Regions from separate parts of the Homo sapiens genome. Here region 1 is linked to region 2. Evidence: chromatin loops called from intact Hi-C (ENCODE). Cell type or tissue: MCF 10A. All regions are shown on one strand. Each heading gives the region's core, and the rest is flanking DNA. Links, peaks and the distances in the headings are about the cores only. Region 1 overlaps PSTPIP1 (proline-serine-threonine phosphatase interacting protein 1). Region 2 has its middle 76 kb from the start of HMG20A.

The links. Peaks named below come from ENCODE experiments on the same cell type or tissue, not always from the same donor. Only the 100,000 strongest peaks of a DNase experiment are listed, where the experiment ranks them.
Region 1: it touches region 2 in a loop (21-fold over the local background); 15 of 110 quality-filtered maps call a loop at or near these places.

What each region holds. Positions count from the first base shown.
Region 1 is chr15:77,014,521-77,029,224 of GRCh38, reverse strand. PSTPIP1 (proline-serine-threonine phosphatase interacting protein 1) reads right to left here. Exons shown (of 15, transcript NM_003978.5): 2 at 10,977-11,077; 3 at 10,694-10,768; 4 at 3,907-3,941; 5 at 3,621-3,727; 6 at 1,311-1,373; 7 at 573-671. Among named protein-coding and RNA genes, the nearest start is that of PSTPIP1, 27 kb to the right of the region's middle. RefSeq lists enhancers at 7,059-7,108, 9,235-9,364, 9,554-10,126, 14,409-14,478, 14,436-14,704. In MCF 10A, for the core only: a CTCF peak has its summit at 4,760 (motif pointing left); no DNase peak of the experiment used is centred there.
Region 2 is chr15:77,489,232-77,503,935 of GRCh38, reverse strand. It overlaps a transcript of HMG20A not described here. Among named protein-coding and RNA genes, the nearest start is that of HMG20A, 76 kb to the right of the region's middle. RefSeq lists enhancers at 5,924-6,723, 6,795-7,089, 7,526-8,326. In MCF 10A, for the core only: a CTCF peak has its summit at 6,944 (motif pointing right); DNase peaks (open chromatin) are centred at 2,735, 6,515 and 7,005.

The sequences.
Region 1 (14,704 bases), core at 858-8,857, 470 kb after region 2:
CTGACTGACTGCCCCCAGCTCACCCTCAGGCCACTTCCCTCTCTGGGCCTCAGCCTTCCTGTCTGTGCAATGAGTGATGTGTTTCCTGGGCTCTGGGAGCTCTGATACCCCCACTCTGGCCTAGGGGCCACAGCATCAGGAGCATGGGCTCTAGACCACCTGAGTTGGGGGTCCCTTTTCTGCTGCTTCCTGGCTCTGAGACCTTAGACAAGTCACTTACTGTGAGCCTCAGTTTCCTCTCTGTGACATGGGCCTACTGAGCCCTTCTCCAAGGTTGTGTGAGGGTTGGCGTCTGCTCTCATCACCCTGTGGGCCTCAGTGGGCCTGCACCGAGGAATGGGTCCCTGAGTGCCGCCTGACGGTGGCAAAGGGGATCCAGCTGACCTGCCTGTCCATGGCCTGAGGTTCTCTCCAGGAAACCCATTTCACAGATGGGGAGATTGGGGGTCAGAGAGGGCTAAGCAGCATCCCCAGATGCAGATCTTGCCTGGGGGTGTCTACGGCACCCCTTCCTTGCCTCCCCCACTGCCCCCAGCCCTGGGCGACCCACACGGCCCAGCAGCCCAGCGCACCTTCTCCACCTGCTTCTGGTGGCCGTTGGCGCTAATGCGCTCGAAGGCCTGCTCCGCGTCGTCCGCGTCCCGGCACTTCTGCTCGTATGTCTTCTTGGACTGGGGGTGTGGAGGGGCGTGACTTGGGGGCTGCACAGCCCTGTTCTGTGGTCCCCGGGAGTGAGGCTCCCTTAGCCCAGCCTCCCTTTTTCCCTGGCGAGGGTTGCGGGTGGAGTGGGGGCATCCTCACCAGGGACAGGGATCTGGGGGTCCGGAAGGAGATAGAGAAGGCGTGGGGGCTGCTGGTAGTCCTGCTCTCAGGCCCTCCCCACTGAGGACAGCGCGGCCTGCCCCGGGCCCCGCCTCCTGGGCTGTGCTCTTCGGCGAGGGCACGCCCCTCGCCACGCCCCTCGCCACGCCGCGCCCTCTTAGGAGCCCCTCTCCCTTCCTGTCCAGCGTCTCGCAGGATCAAGCTCAGGGGTCCCTCCTCCCTCCACCCCTGGAGTCCCCAGCTGACTTCATCTGCCCTTCATTCACGAGCCCCACAAGGGAAGGGCCCGGGACCATCCCCACGGGGCCATAGCGCCCAGCACGGGCCCAAGCGCCCCGCAGGCTGGTGCGCCCAAGGCCGAGGTCCGAGGACCAAGGCTGAGGTCAGCCTGTTCCAAATGCCCTGCCCGGGGCCACAGCCCAGGATCGCACCCTGAGACCTGCGCTGCTCCTCGAGGGAAGGCCGCGGCCCCAGGCCCTGGCGCTCACCTCCATGGCCTTCTTGTAGAGCGACAGCTTGCTCTTCTGGACCCGGTCCATGACGGCCTCATACTGCAGGGGACACGAGGTTCTGAGCCGAGGGCCGCGGCCTCGGGAGGCTCCCCTAGGCCAAGAGGACGGAGTGTCCCTGGGATGAGGCGCAGCACCTCTCCTGGCTCTGGAGAGAGGGTGACAGGCTGCCCTCCCTCCCCCAGAGCCTGCTGCTTCACAGTGACCCTCACAATGGAAGGCCACAGAGAATCACAGGGCATGGGTGTGCCGTGAGGTCCTTGCTGCAGACCTTGGCCAGAGCTTCGTCTCCAGCTGGGGAGTTCCCACCCCAACACACGTGCGCACACAGTCGTTCATCCTGCATCCCTGAGCCTCTGCAGGCATCACAGTCGCTCACACGTGTGTGTACACTCTGGCACACACATACATGCAGAGTTCCACATTAACTCGGAGGCACACAGGCCCCATCCCTAGCTGCCCACACGCATGATCACAGGCATTCCTGTGCACACCCACAGATGCCACTCACAAGTACACACTCCCACAGTCACCCACACACAACCACAGGCCACATGCAGGCACAGTGGCCACTGGGCCCCTGTGCCGAGGTCTGGGGCCAAAGCCTCCCCTCACCTCCCAGGCTTCCTGTTCTGATAGAGAAGGCAAAACAGCCAGGACAGCGACTGGGTTATGAGGTAGGAGGAGAACTGAGCCAGTTTGTGCCTGGGGTCTCAGGGGAGGGGTTCTGTGCCAGCTGGGAGACCAGCGAGGCACAGGCACTCACACACACACAGCACAAAACACCCAAGTGCACAGGGCTGGACAAGGACACATGCTCACAGGCATATGCAGGGGAGCGTAGGCACGTGTGCACCATCCTGTAAGCACATGTCCTTGCTCTGTGGCACACGCACATACACACACAGGCTCAGACACACATGGCACACACTACAACACAGCGCTCTGCCTGCGGGGCCCTGGCCACTTGGAGAAAGAATGCTCTGTCCAAAACAGCCTTTGCAGCCAGTGCAGCTCCTCTGGCCACAGGAGGGCCCAAAATAGCAGGGCCGGGGTCCCTCCTTCCTGGCAGGTTCTCTGCAGGCTCTGCGGGCACGTCCCAGCTCAGAGAGGGTGCCTGCTCCGGCACCTCAAGCCTGGGCTGGCTTCTGGGGACCCCCTGTCTGCTCAGAACCCCACATTTAGAATCCTGAAAGCCCAGCTGGCAGATGGGCAGGTGGCACGGGCAGCCACGCTACATTTCTGCCAGCAGAGCTGCTAACCAGAGCTGGAGCCCTGTCTGTGGAGACTGAGGGGCGCATGGCTTGGGCTGAGCTCCCAGCACTTGGGAGGTAGACATATGTGTCCCATCCTGTGAGAGGGAAACTGAGGCACAGAGATGGGAAGTGGTATGGCCAGGACACCCAGGCCTAGCCTGGCCCCAGCCTCAGGTACAGCTTCTTCCCCTTCAAGGCTCAGTTGTGACTTTTCATTTTCAATTCTTTGGCCACTTCACAACGATCCTTCCTCCCCAGGCAAGAAGCGGATCTGTGTGCTGCCCTGCCACCCTGTGCAGGGCACCACCCTCATCACTAAGGCCCTGAGAGGCTCAGCCCCCATCCTCACAGGCCCAAGCCCAGCCTCCAGGCCAGTCTGCGTCCTGCCTGCCCTCCAGGGAACCTATATCCAACTTCAGCCCTGCAGCCTCCCTGACAAGCATCTGCCAGCCTCTGCTTACACACCTCCCATGATGGGGACTTCACTTCCATGCAGTCACTCTGTCTCGGGACAGCCATGCCCTACATATGGGTGAGAAGTACCTTTGGATGCTAAGCAATGCCATACAACTCTCCCACCCCAGTCTGTGTCTGACCCCTCAGCCTTGGGCAGTCCTGTGGGGTGACTGGCTGCAAGTCTGCCTTTTTCCAGGACAATCAGCCCTGATCCTTGGACTCAAGACCAGTTTCCAGTGACCCCCACAACTCAGACTGCCTCCTCTGGACACTGCCAAGTTGCCACAGACCCTCTAGAGTCTGCTGTAGTAGGATCCTCCTAGGCGTGAGGCAGCTCGACAGGAAGGACCTTCCATGGGGCTCTGGGACTAAGAGTTGGCCTTAGTGCCAGCGGCCAGGCCTCTGCCCTCCCTACCCACTTCAGATCACCCTCAAGCCCCAAAGCCTGGAGTGCTGTCCCACCACCACCCCTGCCGCCCTCCACTGGCTCTACCAGGAAGGTCAGCCCCCTACCCCCACAGCAACTGAGAGGCTGGCAATGGGGGAGCAGCTCCCCCGCCCCCTGCACCTGCCTCACCTTCTTCCTCTGCTCCTTCTGCCTCTCACGAAACTCCTCGAGACTCCGCAGCTCCTCACGCAGGGTCAGGGCCAGCTGGATGTGTGAGCTGCCCACATTCTCCATTTCTGGGGGCAGAGCATGGATACTGGTCCCCAGTGTCAGATCTGATGGGCCTCAGCCACCCACAACTCACCCGTGTGGGCCAGCCCAGCCCCAGCCCCAACACCTCATCTTCTGTCCCCCCAAACCCTCCACCAGCCTCGCAGTCCCAAAAGATCCCATTGCCCCAGGGTAGGGGACTTACGCTGCTTCAAGGAGTCAAAGGAGGCCCTCAGGGAGCTGCAAAACAGATGGGTCCAGGTCAGGAGGAGGAGAGCACAGCGGGAACCTACAGTCCAGGCTGCCTCCCGGCGGGGTGGGCAGTGGGGAGGACTTTTATTTTGGTGGGAAGACCCTGGGTCACTCTAGAACCAAGGGACCCTTTAGCCAGATGGTGACCATCCACTGGGGCCCCAGACTGATTTCTGGAAGACAAAGCTCTCTGCAAATTAAAGCAATCAACCCTCTGCAATGTGGCAGAAGGAGGAGGTACCGAAGGCCCCCACCATCTGTGCTCCTAGCTGCATTCTTAGAGAAGAGGGGATTGTCTTCAGGACCCTCCCTCCCTCCCCTGAACTCCTCTCCCACATTCACAGCCCTCTCTCCTCGGCAGGTACCAAATGGCCCCAGGGTGAGGCTACAGGGGAGGGGACAGTGTTCAGATGGGCTCTCAGCAGGTGGCCCGGGGGATGTTTGGAGGAGGTTGGATGGCCGTGGGAGAGGCTAGCAGGGCAGGGCGCAGGAGTTGAGAGGTGGGCACTGTCTGCCAGGGAGGGAGGGAGGGAGGGAGGGAGGGAAGGGCCCAGCACTGCGCATAGGAGGCAGGGAATGATGGGCGGGGGCTGCCAGAATGAACACATAAAAACAGGACACCCAGTGCAATGTGAATCTCAGATGAACGAGCACTTTTTGAGTATAGTATGCCCCTTGTAGTATTTAAAACGGACTTTTATTTTTAAAGTATTTGTTGTTTATCTGAAATTCACGTTCACCTGGGCATCCAGTATTTTATCTGGCTCTCCCTGCAGCCTCTCTGTGGAGCAGCTCGGCTGCCCCCTGGCGGCCATATGGCCTCATGACGCCCACCGGACAGCCCTGGGTGGAGGGGGCAGCGCACCAGGCAGGCTTCTCAGGGGGCTTCTCCTCTCAGTAGACACCTGGGGAAGCAGAGGCCAAGGAGGAGCAGTAGCCTGGCAGGAGCCTGGGGATCCAGGCCTGGGGGAGATCGGTGGGGGCCAGGCCCCTCGCCCTAAACTCGTGGATCCCAAAGTGAGGTCCACAGACCAGCGGCATCAGCATCCGCGGAGCCTGTTAGAAATACAGATTCTCAGGCTCCTCCCCGACCTCCTGAGGCTGAGGCTTCGGGGTGGGGCCCGGCCCCAAGCGCTGCTGATGCCCATCCAGACGTCAGAACTGCTCACAACTCTGCCAGCACAGGTGCCTTTATTATCCCATTTCACAGATGAGAAGCCAAGGGTCAGAGGAGTGAAGGAGCTGCGCCCGTGGCCACCCTGCGGTAAGAGGCGGAACCAGGGAGAGGAAGAAGGAGAGGGGTGGCTGTGTGGTGACCCCACCTTCCCTTGTGGGGCTCAGGACTCTTCTCTGACTCCTCACCAGCAGTGGCACCTCCAATCCCTCTGCTTCCTGTCAGTTCACCCCTCAGCTCAGTCCCACTCATTCAGTTAGAGGCCTCCAGGCACAGCGTGGTCCCCGCACCCCCAACCCAGCCCTTACGCACACCACCCTCCAGCCCCGCCTCCTTCATGACCACAGCATACCCAGACCCCTCCCAGAGCTCAGGGCCTGCACATCCACTTCCCCGCCCTCACCTTTTGGGTCTCATATCTGACAGATACCTCAAATTCAGCGTGTCCAAAACCGGACTCAGCACCTGCCCTGCAAACCTCTCCTCTTCCAGGGCTCCCCTCTTGGCAAAGACACCACTGTCCACCAGCTATACACACCAGAAACCCAGGAGTCACACCAGGCTCTGTCCTCTCCCTTCCTTGCCGCCACCTTCTATTTTATCTCCTAAATCTCGTGACTGTCCTACGCTAGCTGCCACCACCGCTGCAGCCCCTGCCGCACCACCTCCACCTCCCACCTGTCAGCCCTGCTCTCTGCCCCTCCGCCCGTTGCTTCCAGGTGCCAGGCTCCATCTTGCCTCAGGGCCTTTGCACGTGCCCATCTCCATTGCTGCATCTTTGCCTGGCATCCTCTTTTGTCCTTTCTGAGCACTGATGTCACTTTGGGCTGGCCCAGCGGATGTCTGTCACGCAGCTGAACCATGAGCCCTTGAGGACAGGGGCAATGCCTGGCTCTCCTCCTCATTGTCCCCAGGCTCATAATCTAAATTTTCTCAACCCCAAACCCACCTGTGGGCCACCCCGGTTCATGGTCTCAGGCTGAGGGGTGCTGTAAGGAATCGCAGGTTCTGGGAGCTGCTGGCCCTTTTCCCAGCCCCCACCTGAAAGCTGGGAGCCTGCCTGAACGTACAGCACTGCCAGGTGGACATTCAGCCTCTGTCCCACCCCTGGGACAGTCTTGACAGTGATGGTCTGTGCTCACCTTGAACTCCCATTTGTCCCCATGACCTGGCTAGGCCTTGGGTACTGCATAGATACTGGTGCTACCTCTGTCTGGGGTACCTGGGCAGGCAGGCTTTGGCCCCTCCAGGCCCCTCTTCCTGTCCCCTGGGCTGCAGGCCTTCCTGCCCCAGGTCCCCTGTCCCCGTTGCTGGAACCATCAGGCCACCCTAGTTCAGCTCACACAACAAGGCCCAGAACACTCCTCCCTTTCTTGGCCCCAGATGAAATTTCAAGGAGGCAGCCTCAGCTCTGTGGATGAGAGGAGGAGCCCAGCTTTGCCCCAGAACCCCCAAAGTGAACAGCCTTGAGCTCTGATCTTGGGGAGGATCTGGGGGCCACATAAAGTCATTCTCTGCCCCATGAAATTCCTGCTTCCTCCCACCGTCTGTGCAGGGAAACTGTCAAGATCTCCCTGAGCACCTCTACTGTGTCTCCATCGCATGTTGAAGACAGGGTCCTGCACAGGCCTCTGCCTACTGCCATCTGTCACCAGTGCCTTCATGTGTAACTCATCCCATTGCCCTTTTTGACTCGGCTCTCAGGAAGCTCAGTCTGAAATTCTGTGCTCAAATACAGTCCAGATTTCCAGTGTGTTTCCTGCTCTGACCCCACTGTGTCCCTGCTGCCTGCCCACCAGCTGACAGGAGTAGCCCTCTCGGCTCCCTGTGCTGAGGCTGTGCCCACGATGAGCCAGCGTCAGGGGACATCTGACAGGAACAGGGCCTGGCTCTCTCCCGCCAATATCCTCAGCAATGTCGTCATTCTCTCTGAGTTCAGAGGAAGAGAGACCATGAAAAAAATTTTAAAAATCTCTCTGACAGGAAAACCACAGCATTTTTGGTTTGTGACAACTGGGGGTGAGGCAGGGACGTGAGGATTCAAACTTGCACCCCTTGGGGGCTGTACCTGCCCACTGGTAACCACAGAGGGGCTACAGGAAGCTGGCCTTGCCTTGGTTTTCCTTTGTTTCCCAAACCCCTGCCCTGTGCAGCTTCTGGGGGCATGCAGCACCCCCAGCACCTTACCTGACGCAGGATGAGCAATAGGGGAGTGGAGGTGACAGCTTTCTGAGGGAGGTGACATTTCAGGCAGGCCTTGAGGGATGGGTGGGACTGGGCAGGGGAGCAACAGGGCAACAGCAGGAGCAAAGGCCCAGAGGCTGGAAAGGAGAGTCAGGCAAAGTCTCTGCAGGGCTGGACATGTGATGTCAGCAATGTTGGTAAGCCCCCTGCAAATACTAACACTATCTTTTTTTTTAAGATGGAGTCTCGCTCTGCAGCCCAGGCTGGAGTGCAGTGGTGCAATCTGGGCTCACTGCAACCTCCGTCTCCCAGGTTCAAGTGATTCTCCTGCTTCAGCCTCCTGAGTAGCTGGGACTGCAGGCTCGCGTCACCATGCCCAACTAATTTTTATATTGTTGATAGAGACGGGGTTTCACCATGTTGGCCAGGCTGGTCTCGAACTCCTGACCTCAGGTCAGCCTCCCAAAGTGATGGGATTATAGGCGTGAGGCACGGCGCCTGGCCCTAATGCTGTCTTTAAAATGCACTGAAAGCGCTGGTGGGGATCCCTGGAGTTTGGGGACTGGGTCTTACTTGTCCATCCTCCATTGCCACTGCCCCACGGATGTTTGCTGAGTTAACATGTGAAGGAGGTACATGTCAAAAATCACTTAAGATGTAACCTCCTGTTAATTTCAGTGGCCCGAGCCTCCAGGCCTGAGGGTGGCTCCCGGCTGGTTTGAGGTCAGGGGACTGCAGAAATGCAGTACCTTCAGGCAGCAGTTCTGCCCTCAGGGCTCACTAGGCTATTTATAGGGTCACTTAACCACCTGGCTTTTGTCCTCGTTCTGCACCCTGTTCCTAGCCTTCCCATCCCCCAGTCCCCTGCCCGTTCTGCAAGGGGCAGGGAATGAGCATCCCATAGACCTGGGGGGCAGCTGTGGGCCTCAGGGAGGCCAGGGGCTTCCCCTACTCAGGGATGGGCCCTGGAGGGTGGGCCACCAGCCCCGATGTTGAAGAGCCGGGTCACCTTTCCTGAGGGCCAACACACACACCCCCCCCCCCCACAGGAGTCTAAGATGAGGAAACAGGTCCACGGCCACTGCTCACACTTCCCCACCAAAAGCCCTTCAGGTTGGCATGGGGAGGGGTAATTGGGTCTAAGCCAAGACTCTGACAGTAAGGCAAGGCAAGGTGTCTGGGAGGGCTTCCTGGAGGAGGTGGCGCATAAATGGGCCCTAATGCAAAGGACTAGGAAGGAGAAGGAAGTCACCCTCACTGTGCTGGACTCTGGCTAAGGAATGGCAAAGCCCTTTATTTTATTTTAAATTAGTGAATCCTCCTGACCCATCCAGGGCATGGCACATAGTAGGTCCTCAATTAAATGGTGACTAAATGGATGGAGGATGGATGCTTGGCCTACACCGAAAGGAACAGCTGCATGGCCTCATCAACAGTACTTCATGCCACATGGGTCAAGAGCAACACTATGGAGCCCCACTGTGTGCAGTGAACCCCTGTGGCTTGGCACTCTCTGCTTGTCCTTGTGACTGCCCAGAACACCTCTCCAAGTGACCATCCCCTTCCATAGGTACAGACCCTGGACTCAGAGACAGGGAGGACCATCCAGGGCCACACAAAGGATAAGTCAGGGCAGACCCTGCCCCACCTGGCCTTGAATAACCATGGCGCAATCAGGGCCGCCCAGAGCCTCCACCTGGCCCCTTCCTAGTTCTACAAATGGAGCAAGATGTTGCGTACCTCCTGCTTCCTGAGGCCCACCCTGCTCCCCACCCCCATTGTATTTTCTGTGGGTAGCTTCTCTTTCCCTGCTGTAAATCCCCTGTGACTCACAATCCCCTGAGCCTGCATCACACAGACCCACTCCAGCCTGGCTCCCATTGTGCCCTGCTGGGGCCACCCTCTCCACCTCTCCTGAGTCTCTGAGTTCTCCCCATGAGGTACCCTCTCTTTCTGGGAAAGTTCTCTTCCAGCTGGCCTGGAGGCTGGGAGGCCAGGAGACCAGGAGGGGCTCCCCTGGTCATGCTGCCAGGCCCCCACAGCTGCTCCTCCCCTGGCTGAGAGCTCTGGGCACTGCTTCCTGCAGAAAACACCTCCCTGCATACGTCCATTCACTCCTCACCATGTCCTGAGCCCTCCTCTGTGCCCAGCCTGCACCCGGCCCTCAGCCCTTCCCTTGGGAGGCCCTCAGACCATGTTCTTGTTGATTTGCACGGCAGCTCGCTGGAGTGGGAGGTGAGAAACAAACTTGGAGAGGCTAGGCGACTGGCCCACAGTCCCACAGCTCAGATTGGCCGAGCCGGGACCAGAGCTCCAAGGGCTCCTCAGAGCCCTCCGTCCTCCCAGGGCTGTGTGCAACTTTCTGGCCTCACACACGGCTCATGCCACATCTAAGCCTTCCTGTGATCTCTGGCTCCTGGTTGGAAGCAGGAGCCGCCAGGGTGCCTGGTGTCTTTGGGGGACCTTCAGAGTATGGCACATTCAGTTCCTCTCTCGGGGGAGAAGGCAGGAAGGGAAGGGGTTCCACAGCAGCTGCAGGGTCAGGCTCAGGGCCCCTCGGCAGGAGGACTCTGCAGAGCCCTTTCAAGAAGTTGGAGGCCGGTGGTCTGTCTGCCCCTTGGCCTGGCTCTGTCCTCACCCAGGGGGACAGTCTGGGCCTTCCCAGAGCAGCCCCTCCACTCCACTGTTAGGGTGGCTGTGTCCTGAACTCACCTTCATCTCCTCACCTGGCCTCCCACCCCAGCAGTCTGCGTGCAGAGACCTGTGGGGCTGGAGACTCCCGCTTCATCAGAGCCACTTCCCTGACGGCCTGCCCTCTAACCAGGCCTCAGCTAAGCCCATGGGCCCACTTCTTCCTTTGAGGAGGGCTGCGTTACTTTCCCATCACTGATGAGGAAACGGAGCCACAGAGTGTGTCAGCAGCCAGCCCATGGTCAGACAGCTGGGGGGTGAGGAGCTGACACCGGAACCCAGGTGTGTCCCCTCCTGGACCCCTGTCTCTGGCTACATCTCCATCCTTGAAGCCCATGCTGAGCCAGTGCTGCAGGGGACTTGAGCCACCAGTGGAGACGCCTGTCACCTGCCCCTCAGGACTTCAGTGGAGGCCACCCAGGCTGGTGCAGACTGCGCTGCAAATGACTGAGGATGGATGGCCTCCTGTCTCCCCTGCCCAGACCCTTTCCAGAACTCAGACCCTCGGGCTTCCTCCCTCACAGAACCTGGCCTCACCCTGAATGCCCAATAACCAGGCACCAAGGAGCAATCCAGACCTACCCTGGTTCTGCCCAGCCTCCCCCATGCCAGGAAGACCTAAACCTCATCTAAAGGCCCAGAAACTGCCAGCAGAGGAGAGGAGTGAGCCCCAGGGCCCGGGAGATCTTACTTGATCTCCGTCTGGCCACCTGCCTTCCGTGCGATCTGCACCAGCTCCTTCCCGTACCGCTCCTCCGCCTGGGCCCTGCAAAAAAAAGGGCATTTGAAAGATCATCAGTGACTTGCCACCTCTGGGGGAGGCCCAGGTTTGAGGGAACACAGAAGAGTTTTTTAAAGCAGGGCGTGTTCTGACAGAGTTTGGCTGGGATGGGGGCCTCGTCCACTGTCCCAGGAGCCGAGCGGAAGCCACCTGCTTCCTGCCTGCGCTCCCCATGGCCTGCCCAGCAGCTCACCTCTGCCTCAGTAGCTCCTCCATGTCTTTGCACATCTTCCTGCCATCCAGAAGCCGCTGCAGCAGCACCTCGTAGCCCGTGTGGGCTGTGAAGTCCCTGCACTGTGACACAGGACAGAAGGACACATGAGGGCCACGACCAGGCGACACTGAGCACAGCCCTGTGGGGACCCTCCCACCATCTCTGGGAACAGCCTCCCTCCTGCCTCCATCTCCCCTGCTCAGGGCAAGCTCTTGGGACTCCAGACCTGGCTTTACACAGGCACACAGGAGGTCCCCTCACATCTGCAGAGGTGACAGGTACATAAGTGAGCCCCACCCAGCTGACAGGGCCGGGGGTGCCGGGCCTGGCATCTGGAGAGCTCACAGGACAGGACACACATCAGCATGAGATAGCAGATGGGAAGAGCCACCCTTAAGTCCCCCTGATGACAGCCAGGCCTGAAATTCACTCACTCACAGTGCCACCCTTCCAATATCCCTATCTCAGCTAAGTGGGGAAACCGAGGTGTAGGAGGGTGACATGTGATCGTATCCAGAGCGGCCCAGCTGGAAAGTGGCTGGCCTGGCCTTGAACCCCAGGCTGTCTGGCTGGGGTCCCTGCCCTTCACCTCAGCACTGTGCAGTCTCCATGACCATCACAGCAATTGCGGTTTCTTGGGCACCAGCCATGTGCCAGATGCTGCGCTGGGCTCTCTGTGGGCTCAGGAAACCCCCCCTCACGGAGATCCAGGGAGGTGGGCATGGAGGGTGACTTCAGTCCAGGTCAGAGCATGCGCAAGCACACCCTACATTCACCTCTGGACTGGGGTGGGGTGGGGAGCCTCAGAGAACTCTCCAGGGACAGCTACCCTCTGCTGCCTGGCACTTGCCCTGCTTGCCCTGGCTGTTGTTCCTGGCCAACCCAATTCTCCTTTCTCACTGTGCAGTGGATTCCAGGTGTGTGTCTGAGCTGCTGGTGTGGGAAGCTGGGTGTGAGAAGTTGGGGGAGGGAGGTAGTCTTTAAGGACTATGAAGGAACAGAGGTCTCCCAGGACATTCCCAGGCTTGGGGAGTGGGTCCCGGGGCCAGGATCCCCGCCACAACCCCCTGAGCTCTCCCAGGCACTGCACGCAGGCTTACTCCAGGGGAGCTTGAGAGGTGCTGGGGAGACAGGATTTTTGTCACCAACTGCACCAAGGCAGGCCTGACATTCCGCACCTAGTCTGTCTTCCTTTCTATCCCTGAGGACCCCTAAAGCCTCAGAGACTGGAGGAAGAAGTCCCAGCTCCCCTGACCACACACATTACAGTCTCCAAGGTCACGCACACTCCAGGGTCGCACACACATGACTCAGGTAAAGCCTGGTACTCCTTCCCCTGACCCATGTCTCCCCTCAAATGCCACCTTAGGGGTGTGAGGGGAACAGGGATGGAGTCGAAATCCAGGAGAGCTCTCTGCAGGAAGAGGCATTTGAGTCAGGTGCTGGAAGGAGAAGGTATTCTCCAAGGTCTAAGAAGAATCTGAAGTAGGGGTAGCAATGGCATAAATTGCCCCAACAGTGCCCCCCCTCCCCACAAACTCCAGCCCACCCTCAGCAGGTGGACTCTCCTGGCCTGTAGGACACTTAGGACCCCAAGCTCCTACCCCCTCCATAAGCATCCCTAGAAATTCCTGAGGAGGGCCTGGTCCAGGCTCAGCTGTCCACAGAGCAACAAGCAGCGTGTCTAGCCTGGAAGGCCAGAAGCTGTCCCCCCAGCCTCAGAGGCAGGCGCCCACCCCCATGTCCAGGTTGACATCACTGGGTTAGCTTGGACCAGGCTTCCATTTCTGTGGTTTTGGTGGGCAGCTGCTTGCAGCCAGCAGCCCTCCCCTTCCCACCCCTCAGCCTCTGCCCTCACTCCAGACCCTCAGGTCAGAGCTCCTGGCGGCTGGGAAGAAAAACAAATCTGGGGCCTCAGCCTCCTGCACCTGCCCGGAGGGACACCAGCATTCATGTCAGAATGCCACAGACCCCCCCGCCCTGAGAACTGGGAACCACCTTGTGCGGCTTCCCTCACTCCTCAGGAAACTGAGGCCAGAGAAGGAAATGGCTTGCTTGACGCTGCAGAGTCAGGACAAGAATCCGGACTCTCAGGGGACCTGTCATTCCTTCCTGATACCTCTGGAGAGGCCACCTGGAGCCCAGCCCCACACCCAGCCCTGACGCCAAGGGAACCCTTCTCCTGTCCTTATGGAGGCCCCCAGAGTGGAAAGAGAAGCAAACCGAACCTACGCTGGCCATTCGGGAGGAGTCAGAAAGCAGCGAGAGGCCCTGCAGGCTGTGACCGCCGTGCTCAAGTCCCCAGAGGCTGCAGGCTCCAGGATCCCGCCCAGTCCCCCGCTCAGAGCTTTGGGCTGCTGGCAGGGGCTGTGGCCGAGTGAGCTACTGTCACAAGGACTGGGATGTTCCGAGGAAGTGCCTGACTCTCCAGGGGCTGCTCACGATGCCTCCCAGCCCTGCACCCCTTCCCCCAGCCCGCGCCCTCCTCCTTCACCCCCACCCCTGCCACTTCCTCGAGGGCATGGGTCTGACTCCGTGCTCTGAGCTGGGACAGTCAGGCTCAGGATGTGTTTAGGAAATGAATGAACCAATCATCCTGTAACTTAATCAGTCATGTGGGTCTGCCACCCAAGACCCAGCATCAGCATCACCCCCAGGGGACCTACCCTAGTTGTCCCCCACTCCTCTTACCTCCATCTCCCCTCATCCTGTCCAACCTCTGTCATCCGAATGCTGCCTGTGGCCCTGCCCTTTGTGAAATCTCTATTTATCAAGTCTACCTGGCACACACTGCACCAAGGGTATCATAGCGTTATCTTCCTGACCACAACACAGATCTCGGGAGGCGAAGATGGGGACAGGAGGCCCAAACAGGGAAAGAGACTGCCCAAAGCCACTCAATGGGTAAAGGGCAGAGTTTGGGATCTGAATGCAGGTCAACCTGTCCCCAAAGCCATATACCTACATCAGCCATTTAGTAGACAGCCCAGGAACCATTTTCTATTTTGGAACATCCAAACATGATTTGAAAAAATAACTCTTGAAAATGATTACTCAAATTATCTCCACCTCAAATCAAAGCTGTATTTTGGGCTATAATTCAGTTACTGTGGATTCACAGAGGCTAGCCTGGGGCCCAGGCTGGGTCAGAGGAGTGCGGCTCTGGGTAACCCATGAACAGCCAGTGGTCACGGCCCAGCCATGTGGCACCCAGGATAACCCGTCCTGGATTAGGGGTGCCAGGTGGGGAGCGGGCACAGTCTCTTCCTCTGGGAGGCTCACTTGAGCCAGATGTGGGACCCAGCCCTCGCCGTCCATGGTGTGTGGCCATCGGCCTCAGGCGGCATCCCAGAACTCCAGGAGGAGGCTCTTGGGAGGAAACATATTCCTGCCTCTGCCTTGAGGCAGTGTGGCCAAGGCCTGGGTGCCCTGTTCTGTCAGGGACAGCCTACTGGCTTCATTCTCTGGTGGGTGTTGGTGTGAGCCACGGCCCAGGCCTGTGAGCCGGCCAGGGCCCTCCACACCCCCACGGCTTGAGTGGAGAAGCACCCTCTGTAACTACCGCCACTTCCCCCTTTTCACGCCCATAACTCTTGGTGGCTGCAGGGGCGAGACCACAGACACCAGGGCCTGAAGCAAGCCACTTTACTTCTCAGGACCTGGTTTCCTCATTGGGAAAGTGGGGGCAGGAGGCTAACCCCCTTTCG
Region 2 (14,704 bases), core at 2,461-10,460:
TTGAGCTGTGTGTACAGCTGCCATGTGCAGCTGTACAGGTTGTGCACTACCTCGCTATTCAAAGTGGGATCCAGAGACCGGGAGCATACATATCACAGGCGAGCTTGTTAGAAATACAGACTCTTGGGCCCTACCCCAGAGTGACTGAATCAAAATCTGTTTTAACGAGATCCTCTGGTGATTTAAAGACCCAAGTTGGAGAATCGCTGGTGTATTACGATCCGAGGGAGCACCACTGACCAGGGTGTGAGCAGCACCCCTAGAATCGTGTGACATGCTCTCCTGCTCGGGCAAATCACTTCTCCTCTTTGGGTCTCATTTTCTGGGTCTGCCAAGTGGGAATATAATGCCTCTCCCCTAGGGTGGCTGCACTGCTTACATAAGGAATAAGCATCAGAGAGCATCTCCTGAGGAGAGGGCTCAAGTGGGGTCAGCTAGGGTTGACAAGCTTGCCTCTTTCAGGAGGTAAGCTTGGGAATTTTCACCACCCTGAGGGCTTACAGGAAAAACAGGATCCTCAGGTTTTGGAGCTGGAAAGGATTTGAGGGACTCCTTTGATTGAGCAGACATTCAACTTTCAGTCAACAATTTTACAGATGATGAAACTGAGGAAGGACAGGTGAAATAGCAAAACTGATGGTTTTGATACCAGATTTTGCTATCAGTGACTGAGCTGGGACTGGAGTCCAGCCCAGTTCCATCTCACTGCCCCCTCTCCCCATAAGCTCTAGCAGTTGTGTAAAGTTGTTCTTGCAACTTATCTATCTATGCTTTGTCTTCAGCACTTCATGGGGATGAACTGGAGGGAGGCTGGATAGAAGTTGCATCTTCCTTAAAAAAGAATACCTAAGCAAATAAGTAGATGGCTGTTTTTCAGAGTTAAATAGGGGATTGTCAGGAAAGATGAAACCACTCAGAAAGGAGTACATCAACACTGATTTTTTTGTTGTTCGTTTTGCTTTTGTTTTTGCGACAGGGCTTCACTCTGTTGCCTAGCCTGGAGTCCAGTGGGATCCTAGCTCACTGCAACCTTGAACTCCTGGGCTCAAATGATCCTCCCACCTCAGCTTCCTGAGTAGCTGGGACTCCAGGGGCATGCCATCACGCCTGGCTAATTTTTTTTTATTTTTTGTAGAGACAGGGTCTCACTATGTTGCCCATGCTGGTCTCAAACTCCTGGCCTCAAGTGATCCTCTTGCCTTGGCCTCTCGAAGTGCTGGGATTACAGGTATAAGCCATTGAACCTGGCCTTTAACACCTACTTTCTAAGCACTTATGATATTGCTAAGCATTGTGCTGGGCCCTGCTATACAAGATGAACAGATACCATCTCTGTCGTCATGTGGCTCCCAATCTGGACAGGACATGTGACATACACCAGAAACTAATAGTCATCTAAGGCCTTGGGTGGTAAGTCCACCAACTTTACGTGTTAGCAGAGGGATTTGGAGAAGGACGAGAAACCACTGAATGGAGGAGACAAGGAAGATTCTAGAAGATGCTGGATTGGCAAGGGGTAAAGAGAGGTAGGATTTAGATAGAGAGGAGCAGAGATCAGTGTGTGCCAAACTAGAAGTTTGCAAGGTGTGTTTAGGGAACAAGGGACTGGCTTAGAGCAGGGCTTGGCAAATTTTTTCAGTATAAGGCCAGATAGTAAATATTTTAGGCTTTGTAGGTTATAAGTCTGTTCCAACGACTCAGCTCTGCCTTTGTAGCTAGAAAGCAGAGACAGATAATAAGTAAATAAACCAGCATGGCCGTATTTCATACAACTTTATTTATAGACACTGATATTTGAATTTTATGTAATTTTCATGTGTCACCAAATATTCTTCTTTTGATTTTTTTCAACTACTTAAAAATATAAAAAATTATTCTTTGCCTACAGGCGGTAGAGAAACATATGGGCCAGATTTGGCTCATGGACCATACTTCACCCATTTCTGATCTAGGGGCGAGATGAAAGCTGGGCCTGGAAAGGGATGCTGGGGCCAGATCATGCCAGGCATTGAATACATGGTTAAGGCATCTGGTGTTTCTCCAAGGTTAAGTCAGAGGTAGGAATGCATGATATTCAGATATCCCCAGATTTGCCCCCTCTTCTAAGGCACCTTCCCTCCTAGAGAGTGGCTCCCAACATCCCAAGAAGGGGATCCTTCGTTATGTTGCCTTTTAGTGAACAGAGAAAGACTGAAGGAGGAAGGGTCTGGGGGTACACCTGGGAGTCAATTGTTAGGCTTTCAAGCCCAAAGTACCTAAGGATGATCTAAGTGAGATGTCAAATAGCTGTCACATATCTGAATCTAGAGCTGAGAGCTGAAGATAGTGGTCCTGCTTTAAATGATGGGAATAGACAAGTCTCTTCAGGAAGGAATGTAGAGGGAAGAGAATGCAACCCAGGTCGGAGCTCTGAGGTTCTCTACTTCCAGGGCTCAGATGGAGTCCCAAGAGAGCCTGAGAGGCAAAAGAAAGCAGGAGACTGTGATGGCAGAAGCCGAGGGAGAGGAGTCACTTAAAAGAAGGGAGGAAATCATGCCCAGTGCTGCTGCAACTTTTGGAGGCTGAGGACAAGAGAGTGTTCTGGTAATGAGGAGATCTCTCAAGAAGTTGCCAGGAGCAACTTCAATGGGGTGGTGGGTGTGGAAATCAGAGAGAGTGGAGGTGATGCAAACAAGTCTTCAGAGACATTCTAACCTTTGCAAGACAGATGAAATGAAGCATTAGTCATAGGGAAGGATGCAGGACTGAACTAAACTCAACAGACTTACTACTGAGTGCTTACTTTGTCCCAGGCACAGTGCCAGGTTTGGAGATACAAAGATGAGAAGAGACAGGACTGAATAGCCACACACCAATATGATCAGTATCAGAATAGGCATACGTAACAAGTGGTGCTGGCAAGAGGGATGCTGGAGCCGTGAATTCTGAGTTTGGGGATCAGGAAAAGCATCACAGAATGGGTGCTATCTGATCTGGGCTTGCAGAGCAGGAAGGACAAGGTAAGAAAAGCCTTGCCAAGCAGTAGGAAAGAGGATTTCAAAAAGAAAGTTTAAAAAAGAACAGGGAGGGCCAGGCGCGGTGGCTCATGCCTGTAATCCCAGCACTTTGGGAGGCCAAGGCAGGTGGATCCCCTGAGGTCAGGAGTTCAAGACCAGCCTGGCCAACATGGTGAAACCCTGTCTCTACTAAAAATATAAAAATTAGCCGGTCATGGTGGTAGGCACCTGTAATCCCAGCTACTTGGGAGGCTGAGGCAGGAGAACCGCTTGAACTCGGGAGGCGGAGGTTGCAGTGAGCCAAGATCGTGTCATTGCACTCCAGCCTGGGAGACAAGAGCACAAGAGCTGGACTTTGTCTCAAAAAAAAAAAAAAGAACAGGGAGGGTTTGGGGAACAGCGAGTGGTCTGATGTTGCCTAATGGGTAGTGGTGATAATGGGCCACACAGTAACAGGAGATGCATTTGGAGACATACGCCACCCACTATGGGATAGGCCCTTGCACCCTGCTGAAGAGACTGAAGTTTATAGAAAAGGGGGAATATAAAGAATATAACATTGGTCCACCTGCTCTGTGCCAGGTACCTTAAATACTTTCGAACATGGGTTTTGCAGTACAAAGCAGACCTGAGTTCAAATTCTGGTTCTGCAAGGTGTAATAGCTATGTGGCTTTAGGTCCTTTAACCTAGCTAAGTCTTAGTTTCATCTTAGTTTCATGCTAATAATTCTTATCGTATAGAATTTTTGTAAGGCTTAAAAACAAAAGCAACTACCACAACTATGATCTCATTTAAAATAGAGTGATATGGCTGGGCGCAGTGGCTCACGCTTGTAATCCCAGCACTTTGGGAGGCCGAGGCGGGTGGATCATTTGAGGTCAGGAGTTCAAGACCAGCGTGGCCAACATGGTGAAACCCTGTCTCTACTAAAAATACAAAAATTAGCTGGGCATGGTGGTGTGCCCCTGTAGTCCCAGCTATTAGGGAGGGCTGAGGCAGGAGAATCCCTTGAACCTGGGAGGCGGAGGTTGCAGTGAGCCAGGATCGTGCTGCTGCACTCCAGGCTGGGCGACAGAGTGAGACCCTGTCTCAAAAAAAAAAAAAGAAAAGAAAAAGATATTTGCAAGACTAATCTTGCATTTTAGAAAAGTTGCTTTTGTAGTGGTGTGCAGGACGAACTGGTGGAGGGGAGTTAAGAGGGGGACAAATGAGACTGGCTATACTAAGTCTAGTTAGAAGGCTATTATAGAACTAGTTAATAGCAAAAAAGAGGAAAAACAAAACAATGGGCTATTAGGAGAGCCCCAGGAGAGCTGAAAGCTGAAGACCCCCACAAAGGCCTGTCCTGGAGGTGTTGAGAAGGGCCAGCTGTTAGGGGGATTCCAGGGCTCTGTGTGTGTGTGTGGGGGGGAGCATTCTGTGAATGAGATGTGGAGGGCTGGGAGCAGGGTAAAGAGCTGGGGAGAGGCGTGTAGGATTCCAGGCTCTCCAGCTTCAGAGAGCAGTGGAGTTTTTAACTGAGCTGACAGGTATTAGAGAAAATGTGGGTTTGGGAAGAATACATATTTAATTTTGGACAAATTGAGTTGAGGATTCTGCAGGATGCCAGATGGAGAAGCCCTGAGGGAGCTGGAAAGAGAGATCAGGAACTCCAGCAAGGGCGACTCAGCTCTGAGCTGTTTTATGCAGGAGGGAAGGCCTGGCACTGGAGGAGGAATGCCAAGGTCCAGATGATGTTTGAGCATCCTAAGTGTCGGGATTTTAGATCAGGTGGGAATAACGGAAGGCACAGTTCCCACAGAATGGTAGAATGTATTAGAATAGTATGTGCTTCATTTATTTTCCTGGAGACTTGGAGATTGAGAGCTAGAAGGGGTCATCCAGTCCTATATGAAGTCTTCAGCACCTTCTAGGGCCAGGCCCTGAGAATAAGTAAGTGGGGAGACAAGAAAGTCTTCCCAAGAGTAGAATGCCAGCCAATAAAGGTGGAAGGAATAATGGACTTATAAAAAAATCACAACAGCATGGTGAAGATTCAGACTGATTAGTGGATTTTATAGTCCTATTCAAATCCCCAAGGTTTTAGTGGAGAGATGGAGATCCGAAGGGGTTAAGTGGCTTCCGAGGTGATGCTGAAGTGGCCCAGTTGGGAATAATAGGACGGTGTCTTTGTAGAACCCAGGAAAATGTTTTTCCACTATGAGATTGTTGTATGCCTTTTGAGATACATGGGGCAGATTAAAATCTTCATTTCACAGATGTGAAAAATGTCTCCAGGAGCTGAGGAGACCTGCTTCAGGCTGCACCAGTGCTAACAAGCGGCAGAACCGGATGTGAACCCCAGAGTTCCCATCTCCCACGGCATGCAGAACTTCTTCGGCTACCTGAGCTACAGGAACCCTGGGAAGCAGGGCCAGAGGTGCCTGGGGACTGCAGCCCACTGGGGTGGGCATGGGGAAAGAGGAATATCATTTCTGGTTCAAGTTGCTAGTTTTGCAGAGTGTAAAATTACTGCACAGGCCCCAGAGAATAAACAGAGTTAACACCCCATTAAATACAATGGACTTTCAACGTGAGCTCTAGACGTGCCTAGATTGAAACTAGCTGAGCAAGAGCTGGCCCGTGAGTAAAATGTATCACATGCACTCCCTTAATGCTTCCAAAGAGAAAAATCCAGCGCAGGGAGAAGAAAGTGCCGGCAGCAGCTCTGCAGGCTCAGGGCTGAGGATCCGGTAATGAAGTCTTTCTGGAAGGTAAGAAAGGGCTGTGTGCTGCATGCTATTTTTAAACATGCTGGAGCAGCACATGTATCCCTGGCCCACGCACTTTCTCCAGCAGAGGAGGGGCCTGGGGGATGCAGCCAGGAATTTAGATGCTATTTATTGTATTTCCTTTTATCAGTCAAATGATTTTCCTATTTCCCACCTAGATAAAGATCTTCCACTTACAGCTCCAGCTTGTTGACCTTGTCAGGACTGCTGTGCAGCCTGAAAATTGGTCCCAGAGAGAGAAGGGCATTGTTTTTAGGGGGTTGCTTGGCGGGTTGGGTTTTTCTTCTCCCAGCAGGGAAGAGATTGGTTTACAAAAAAAAAAAAAAAAATTAAAAATCTTCCAGAAAACAAAAACTGATTGTTTTGTGCCTTTTTGCAGAACTGAAAGGCTGTCCAAGTATAGTTCACCAGCCATCCCCCTTGCATCCCCCTAATATCTCCACCCTACGTTTCACCAACACACACACACACACACACACACACACTCTCTCTCTCTCTCTCTCTCTCTCTCTATTAATATCTCTTTCTTTCTCCTGCAGCAGCAAGCCTGGCCCTGGCCCCAGACCCACTGCTGTGCTGCTGTCTTGGCAGGCAGCAGGGCAGAGGGGGGTGGCAGCTCTGTCTAAGCTTGTAAGCTGAGCCAGTCTCTTGGCTGTGCCAGCTCTGAGGCCCCTTAGAGATGCCAGTATGCCTGAGTGGGAGCAGTTGCAGCTTCCACTCGGCTGGAAGCTTTGGAGCCAGCCAGGCCTCCAGAAGCTGCATTCTCAGGCAAGGGTATGGCCCGAGGGCTGCTAATCAGCAGGAGGCCTCCTCTTGGGCAAGCTGCCCTCATTGTCTCGCCTTGCCTAGGCCTGCTGGCCAGGTTCACAGGCCAGAGACAGTGCCACTCTTCCTCACCTTCTCGGGAACGGGACCAGCAGATGCTGTGGGAGGCTGGGGTTTTATTGTAAATCCTCATGATTTCTGGCTCATTTAGAGCCACGAAACACAAAGAGAGCCAGCTAGAAGGAGGGAATCCAGCCCCTTGCAGGTTCATCATTTGAACAGCAAGGAGCTGCAGGCCCCTTCCACACTTGCGAGGGTCGGCTATGGATTGTAACAGAGCTGCCGGCTTTCAGGAACCCCAGGTTCTTTCCCACCATTGCAGTGTTTCCTAGCCGGGACAGCAGAGGGCGCCAGCTCTCCTGCCAGCACTGGGTCCCGGGCCGTCCTCCCGCACATCTGGAAATGGGCTCTATCACTCTCTTGCGAAATAAGGCCAGGGATCTGTCTGTGTCGGATGAATTGGCACCCGAGTGAGCACGCATACACATCAAGAATTCCACTTTCTCATTACTTCTATTTCTCCCTCAAGAGCACTTGTGGAATGTGGGGAATTTGCCTTGCCAAGGCGGCCAACACATCTGAGTCTTGGGCTTGGTCAGGCCTCGGTGGAGCGCTTGGCGGGACCACCTCTGGTCTGAAGACTTTGCCCTTCCCTCCGACATGCAGAGAGGGGGAAAAAGTAAACGGGAGGACAGGACCTCCCAGATCTTTTCCCCTGGGGAAGAAAACTAAAAATGTTTGGTCCTGACCTTCCGGGCCCTCCTGAAGAAAGCAAATGTCCCACATTAACAGGTCCTTGAGAAAGAAGATATAATTCCAAGAAAGCATTTTCTTAAATTACAAGTGATCAGAAATACCAAAGGTATGTGCAAACAATGGAGATGGAAAAGGAGAAACTGGATGGAGGAGGGCAGAGCTGAAGCCAACCCAGGGGCCTGGTTGCTGTTCTGAGGCTGCTTCCTAGACTTCTGAAAGCTGCATGCATTTAAATGTCCACATTTTCTCGCAGAAGCCAGCAATCGGTACTTCCCTTGGCCAAACAACACATCAGTCTAATATGGTGTGGGAGAAATATGTTACATTCTTTTATGAACAGAATGTTAACATCACCTAGAATCAATATTTATATCCAAGAACACAATGAACTGGCTTGTTTTGTGCTGCATGGGTTTAAGACAGGGACATTTGGGAAGAGTAGGGAGGCCGCCCCTCCTCCCACCCAGAAAGGCAGACCCGGGCAAGCAGGCTGAGGCTCCGGCATCTTCCAAAGGGTTTCTGCCTGGGAGACCATGCTCGGCTCCCTTCCTCCCTCACAGTCCTTTGTCTCCTGGGATTGCAAGAGGAAGCCAGAAGCAGCCAGTGGGGCAGGAATTTGTGGCGAGGTTCAGGACGTGAGGCAGCATCCTGTCTGCAGGACAGCCACCTACCATTCGTGAGGGCTGCAGTGGGGGAAGGAGGGTCAGGACATGCATCCCAGCATTTCCTACTGCAGATCAAAGTAGGGGCGGACACAACTTTACACAAGTCCTTGGATGAGGGGCTTCTAGGGGATGAAAAACTAGGAATAAGGGGGGATGACACTTCTCTTTCATGCTGCTATTTTTTGGCCAGGCAATTGTCCTCATTTGAGGCAGCCATTACAACAGAGATGGAAGCTGAGGTCTCCTGGCCTTGGAGTGCTGCATATTCTTCCAGAGGCTTTTGGGACACTCTATCTAACTCCTTAGGCTGGTTTCTTCCTTGATGCCGTTTTCCACTTTACTGCCTTTTTTTGTTGTTGTTCTTTATTTTTTTGAGATGGAGTCTTGCTGTGATGCCCAGGCTGGAGTGCAATGGCACAATCTCAGCTCACTACAACCTCTGCTTTCTGGGTTCAAGCGATTCTCTTGCCTCAGCCTCCCGAGTAGCTGGGACTACAAGGCATGTGCCACCACACCCAGCAAATTTTTGTATTTTTAGTAGAGACAGGATTTCACTATATTGGCCAGGCTGGTCTCGAACGCCTGACCTCAAGTGATCCACCCGCCTCAGCCTCCCAAAGTGCTGGGATTTCAGGCGTGAGCCACCACGCCTGCTGGCTTTACTGCCTTTGGAAGCTACTGGGCCTGCAGCCTGGAGTCAGCTGCTTGCTCCTTGCATGTACAATCCTTACCTAATTAGAAAAATAAAAACAAACAAAAGCCTTTCCCCCTTTCCCAGAAGATTTAAGGTTTGCCTGCAACAGACCATCTACAAATGTGAGACTTCTCTTCACCTAAGCAGACTGGATTGGGGCCTCATTTTGCAGAGCAAGCAGGCCTACTTCATTTTCAGATTCGATGCTGAAGGTCACCACTTTCAACCGTAGCACTTGTCTCTCATTAAATGTCTGGAGCTCATTATGATATATCTTGCAGAAAAGTCTTTGCTGCTTTAATAGGCATGATCTTTAGAAAAGATCCCTTGGCTTATGTGTAAGATTGAGGCATGATTAATCTTGGCCCCATTTAGTTGTGGGTCACCAGTGTTCAGGCTAGAGTGAGACCTCTCTGCATGATCACAATTTATAATTTTCCATAATCTATATCTTTTTTTATGTTGTTAGCATGTTTTGTTGCTGTAATTCATTTGGTCTGAACTATTGCTTTCATCTAGTTCTAAGAAACAACCAGTAAATATCCCAATCACATCTGCTATAAAACCAGCCAAGATAAACATATTATTTCATTATAAGCCACTATGTTTAGCATCCTCTTTACGGCTGCAAAGCTCCCCCTGCAGAAATCTCATGTGGCAGACTCATGTAAGTTTAAATATTCTGAACATCTTTACAGGTACTGACTGATTTAAGCCAATGGAAAAGTCTCACTTGGGTCCAGATGTTGTTCTGATGTCAAGGGCAGGATGAAAGAATAGTGAAAGTTAGCAGTAGGGGCCGGGTATGGTGACTCATGCCTGTAATCCCAGCACTTTGGGAAGTTGAGGTAGGTGGATTGCTTGAGCCTAGGAGTTTGAGACCAGACTGGACAACATAGTGAGACCCCCATCTCTATAAAACATGGAAAAATTAGCCAGGCATGGTAGTGCACATCTGTAGTCCTAACTACTTGGGAGACTGAGGTGGGAAGATCTCTTGAGCCCAGGAGTTCAAGGCTCTAGTGAGCTATGATCACACCACTGCATACCAGCCTGGGCAACAAAAGAAGACCCTGTCTCAACAACAACAAAAAAAGTTAACATTAGGGCAAAGAATAAAACAGTGAAATCTTTAGCCAGGGGTGGCTGCAGTTGGTAGGGTTTGACTATCTGCCTTCAGAGCAGTGCCAGGATCTGGGAGAAAAGTTCTAATAAAAAAAGTCTCCTTGGAAGTCTTTGGTAAAAGTCATTCCAAGTCCAGGCCCGCCTTTTAAGCTCTAGAATTGTCAATATAAATGCTTACTTAACACCTACATCTGCTGACTTAACACTTGCATCTCAAATAAACATTCCCACAAGGCTGTCTGATTTCCAGCCATTCCCCTGCCCCAGTCTGCTCCTCTTCTAGTCGTTGTCTCTGTAACTGGTATCTGGACCATCCATGTGAAGCACAAGATCACTGTAGGTGCTCTCTCCCTCCTGCCTCCCTCTCATCCGTCACTCATCTTGTTCCTTCCACCACCAAAATGGCTGTATTCCATCCTCTTCCCCACATCATTCTTCACTGCTACACCCTTAGTCCATAATACCACCACCTCTGGAGGGATTATAGCCACAGCCACAATTTAGCTCCCTATTTCAATGCTTCACAGAGTAGTCAGAATAAGTTTTTAAAACCACAAACTAGATGATGTCACTTCCCTTTCTGAAACCTTCAGTGACTTCCCCCTGCACTGAGGAGACTATCCCAGATCCTTGGGCTGGTGATAAGACCGCACATGGCCTCTCTCCTATCTCTTGCTGTTTTTCCCCTACATTTCCCTGCTCCAGGTCCCTGGTTTTCTTTCAGCTCCTCTAAATCCCCAATGAAAGCTGGTTTTTGTGCTCTTTTCCTGACTCTCCCTAAGTCCTACTGGTTTTTCATTTTAAGTGTCACTTCCTTGAAGGGGCCTTCCTTGACCCCACCATCGAAAAAAGTTGCCCACTCCCTGCCAATATGCTGACACACGCTACTACTACTCTTTTCCTGCATTTGATACCACATGGCAACATCACATCTACTTAAGTTTGTTTAATCACGTTTCTTCCACTAGATACTAGGCTCCATGAAAGCAAGAATTGTTACCTGTTTTGCTATATTCCTATTGCCTGCTCCAGAGGGTAATGCATATTAGTTGAACCAAGTAATGAAAGTAGACTGCATATGGAGAGCTGCCTAAAGGGTATTTACACTGCCTTCCTGGTGAACCCGCCCCACCAGACCACAGTTACCCAAAATTCCTCCTTGAAGAATTCCTCACTGAGCTTTGGGAGGAACCAAGTCAAACTCCCAAATGTCTCTAATCTCCTCTGCTCCTTTACTCCATCCCCACTGCATGCTCTTCTTCTTCCTCTTCTTTATTTATTTATTTTCCTTGGAGACAGAGTCTTGCTCTGTCACCCAAGCTGGAGTGCAATGGTATGAACATGGCTCACTGCAGCCACGACTTCCCGGGCTCCAGCAATCCTCCCACCTCAGCCCCCCAAGTATCTTGGAGCCCCATCATGCCTGGCTAATTAAAAATTTTTTTTTTATAGAGATGAGATCTCACCATGTTTCCCAGTCTGGTCTTGAACTTGTGAGCTCATGCAATCCTCCTGCCTCAGCCTCCCAAAAGGTGTGAGCCACCATACCCAGCCCCCGACTGCATGCTCTTCTTACCTTCCATCCTGGCTATTTTAACAGTCTCCTAACCAGTCTATCTCCATACTGCCTTGAATTCAAGAGTATTTATGCTAAGGACCACAATAATGGATGGGGGGAAATTACATTTTGATTTTCACAAACCTCTAATTGAAAATTTGCATTTCTTTTGATTATAAACATTGGCAACAAGCCCCAGTAGTATTGGCAGGACCTGTGACTTTGCCACCAACAAGATCACAGATATTTTCATACTATATTATAGACATTGCAGATGTTGAAATATTATTTATGGTCACTACTACTTTAAAATTATGGTCATTATTAGAACTAGATCATGTTATTTAATGCTTTATCAAGAAGCACAGGTATTCCTACATAACACATTGTTAATATTTTGTTAGCTATATTTTAATATAGTGGATTTCCTTTGTAATTTTATTTGTATTTTATGCACTTAGAAAACATTCCTAGAAGGGTCCATAGACTTTACCAGATTGCCAAAGCAGCTCGTGGCAGAAAAATGGTTGAGAGGCTGTGGTGTAGTTTTCCTTATGTCACTGCCTTGCAAAAACAGCCTTGAGGCCTTCCCTCTGCCTGCAAAACAAAAGCTAAAACCCTTGGCTTGACATTCAAGGCCCATTTACAATCCATTTTCAGAACACCTCACTATCTTTCTTTTTGGTCAGTGCCCTGGATATAACCTGTGTTCCAGTCACGCTGAATTACTTGAGTACACCAAAAATGTACTTCTATCTCTAGGTCTATTTCTAGCTTATCTTAAGGAACTACTCTTTTTCTAAGGCCCAGCTCAAAATGTTATCCTGGTAAAGCTCTTTTGCCTTCCCCCAAGCAAAACCACTGAATTTTTCCTTTGTGTTTTCCAGAATACTGCGCTCACAGCCGTTTGATCATTTATCAGACCCTATTGTAGTTAGCTTTTGTATCTATTTTTTGTTACATTGTGGGCTTCCAGTGGAGAGGGACTTCCTCAACTTTACACCCAAAACACATAGTGAGTACTTGGAAATGCTTGAAAAAATGAATGTATCTAAAATACTCATTCTTCTGAGGGATGAATAAAATCCATAATTACTATATTAGTTTGTCCTTTAAACCAAGAAATTCTTTTGATAAATATAACATAAGTCTACTTCAAAAATCCACCGGCCCCAAGAAAAATAGGTTGTTGTCTTACATTCCAGTGCCTGGACCCAGCTGCCTTCAGTTGACTTCTATCCTTGAAGATAGCAAAAGCACCCCTCACAGGAGCCCATTTGCTGAGTCTTTAAACCTTCTGACTGTATCAGTGATGTCTTCTCACATTACCCTTCTTTGAATGATGCCAAATATATTTTTGACCAGTCTCTTTTAAGCAGACGCTTTCCATTTCTTGCCCCAGGATTTTCTAATGGTCAGGTTATGGCATGATTTTTATATCCTAGAACATTCAGCTGCTTTATGTCAATCTTAAACAAATGCAGATGCAAGTTTTAAAAATTCTTTTCCTAAGAAGCGTCAAGAATTAAAAAGGAGACCATTCCTTAATTTCACAGTTCAACGCACAACGTAACTGGATCTACATGTGTGCACATGCGCTGAGGATAGAAGGAATGTTAGCAAACACTGACCTGAACTTAGAATCTCAAGGAACCACAGACTTTTAGGAACTGAAAGGAACTTTTTAACTGATAGCAGGGAGATGTGTGTCTTGCCCAGGGGCTCATCTGTTGTTGGGACTTCAAGTTTAGCCAGTCAAAAACAAATCCTTGATTTTTCTTCCGTGATGTTTCATACTTAAGTCTGCAATCTCAGGCCATGGCACCTCTCTCCATTACCCAGTTTTCCAAGCCAAAAAAACTGAGTCATTCTTCTTCTTTTTCTTATAGAGATGGGGTTTCACCACGTTGCCCAGGTTGGTCTTGAACTCCTGGGCTCAAGAAATCTACCCGCCTTGGCCTCCCAAAGTACTGGGATTACACGCGTAAGCCACTGTGCCCAGGAAAAACTGAGTCATTCTTCTTTTTCTTTCATTCTCCACATCCCACTCCTCAGCAATTCCTGTCCATTATACTCCCAAACTATATCCTGAATTAATCTGCCTTTTCCCACCACTCTAGGCTAAGCCACTGTCATTTCTCACTTGGGTTCCTATGCCAGCCTTCTCCTAGTCTCTCTGATTCTTCTCTTGCCCACCCCACAATTCTCTATACAGCAGCCAGAGTGACCCTTTATTTTATTTTACTTTTTATTTTTTGAGACAGAGTCTTGCTCTGTTACTCAGGCTGGAGTGCAGTGGCACAATCTTGGCTCACTGCAACCCCCACCTCCTGGGTTCAAGGGATTCTCATGCCTCAGACTCCTGAGTAGCTGGGATTACAGATGCGCGCCACCACGTCCAGCTAATTTTGTTTTGTATTTTTAGTAGAAAAATACAAACATGGTTTCACCATGTTGGCCAGGCTGGTCTCCAACTCCTGGCCTCAAGTGGTCTGCCCACTCCCACCTCTCAAAGTGCTGGGATTACAGGCATGAGCCACCACGCCCGGCCTAGAGTGACCCTTTAAAAACAGAAATCAGATCTTGTCACTCAGTTGTGTAGAACTCTCTTCACATTACACTTATGACAAACTGCAAACTCTTTACGACACTTCTGAGGATCTACATGATCTTGCTATTGCCTGCCTTGCAACTTCAAAGCCACTCTGCCTCTCGTTTACTCTGCTCCAGCCTCACCAGCTTTTTCTATGCCTTGAAATTCCAGAGTTCATTCCTGCCTCAGGATTTCAGCCTTTGTATACCCTCAGCCCTTCACCGGGCTGGCTCCTTCAAATCAATTTTGTCTTTCTTCAGAAGATACTTTTTCAGAAAGGCCTTTCTCTATCCTAGCTTATATCATTTCTTCTTATCTAGGTAATTAGCTGAGATGAGTTTGTTAGGTTACTTGTTTGTAGTCTCTTTTTCCCCAGCAAGGGGAAGAGCTCTATGGGGACTAGGACCCAGAACAATTTCTAACGCAAGAAAGATATTCAACAAATATTGTTGAATAGGTCTAATTCCAGTTCTCAGACCCACCATACCATGCTACGGCTTTGAACTCATGCCACTCTCATTAGTTATCTCTAAGACAGTACGGCTATAGTGGAATGTAAAGCCACAGTTATCTGGATATAAACCATTTCTCTACCTGTTCCCTGTTCTGTAACTGCACAAGTCACTTATCAGATCTGTGTCTTAATTTACTTACTGTAAAAATGAGTACAGTAGTCCTACTCTGTAAAGTTGTGGAATTACATAATTTACATAAAAAGCA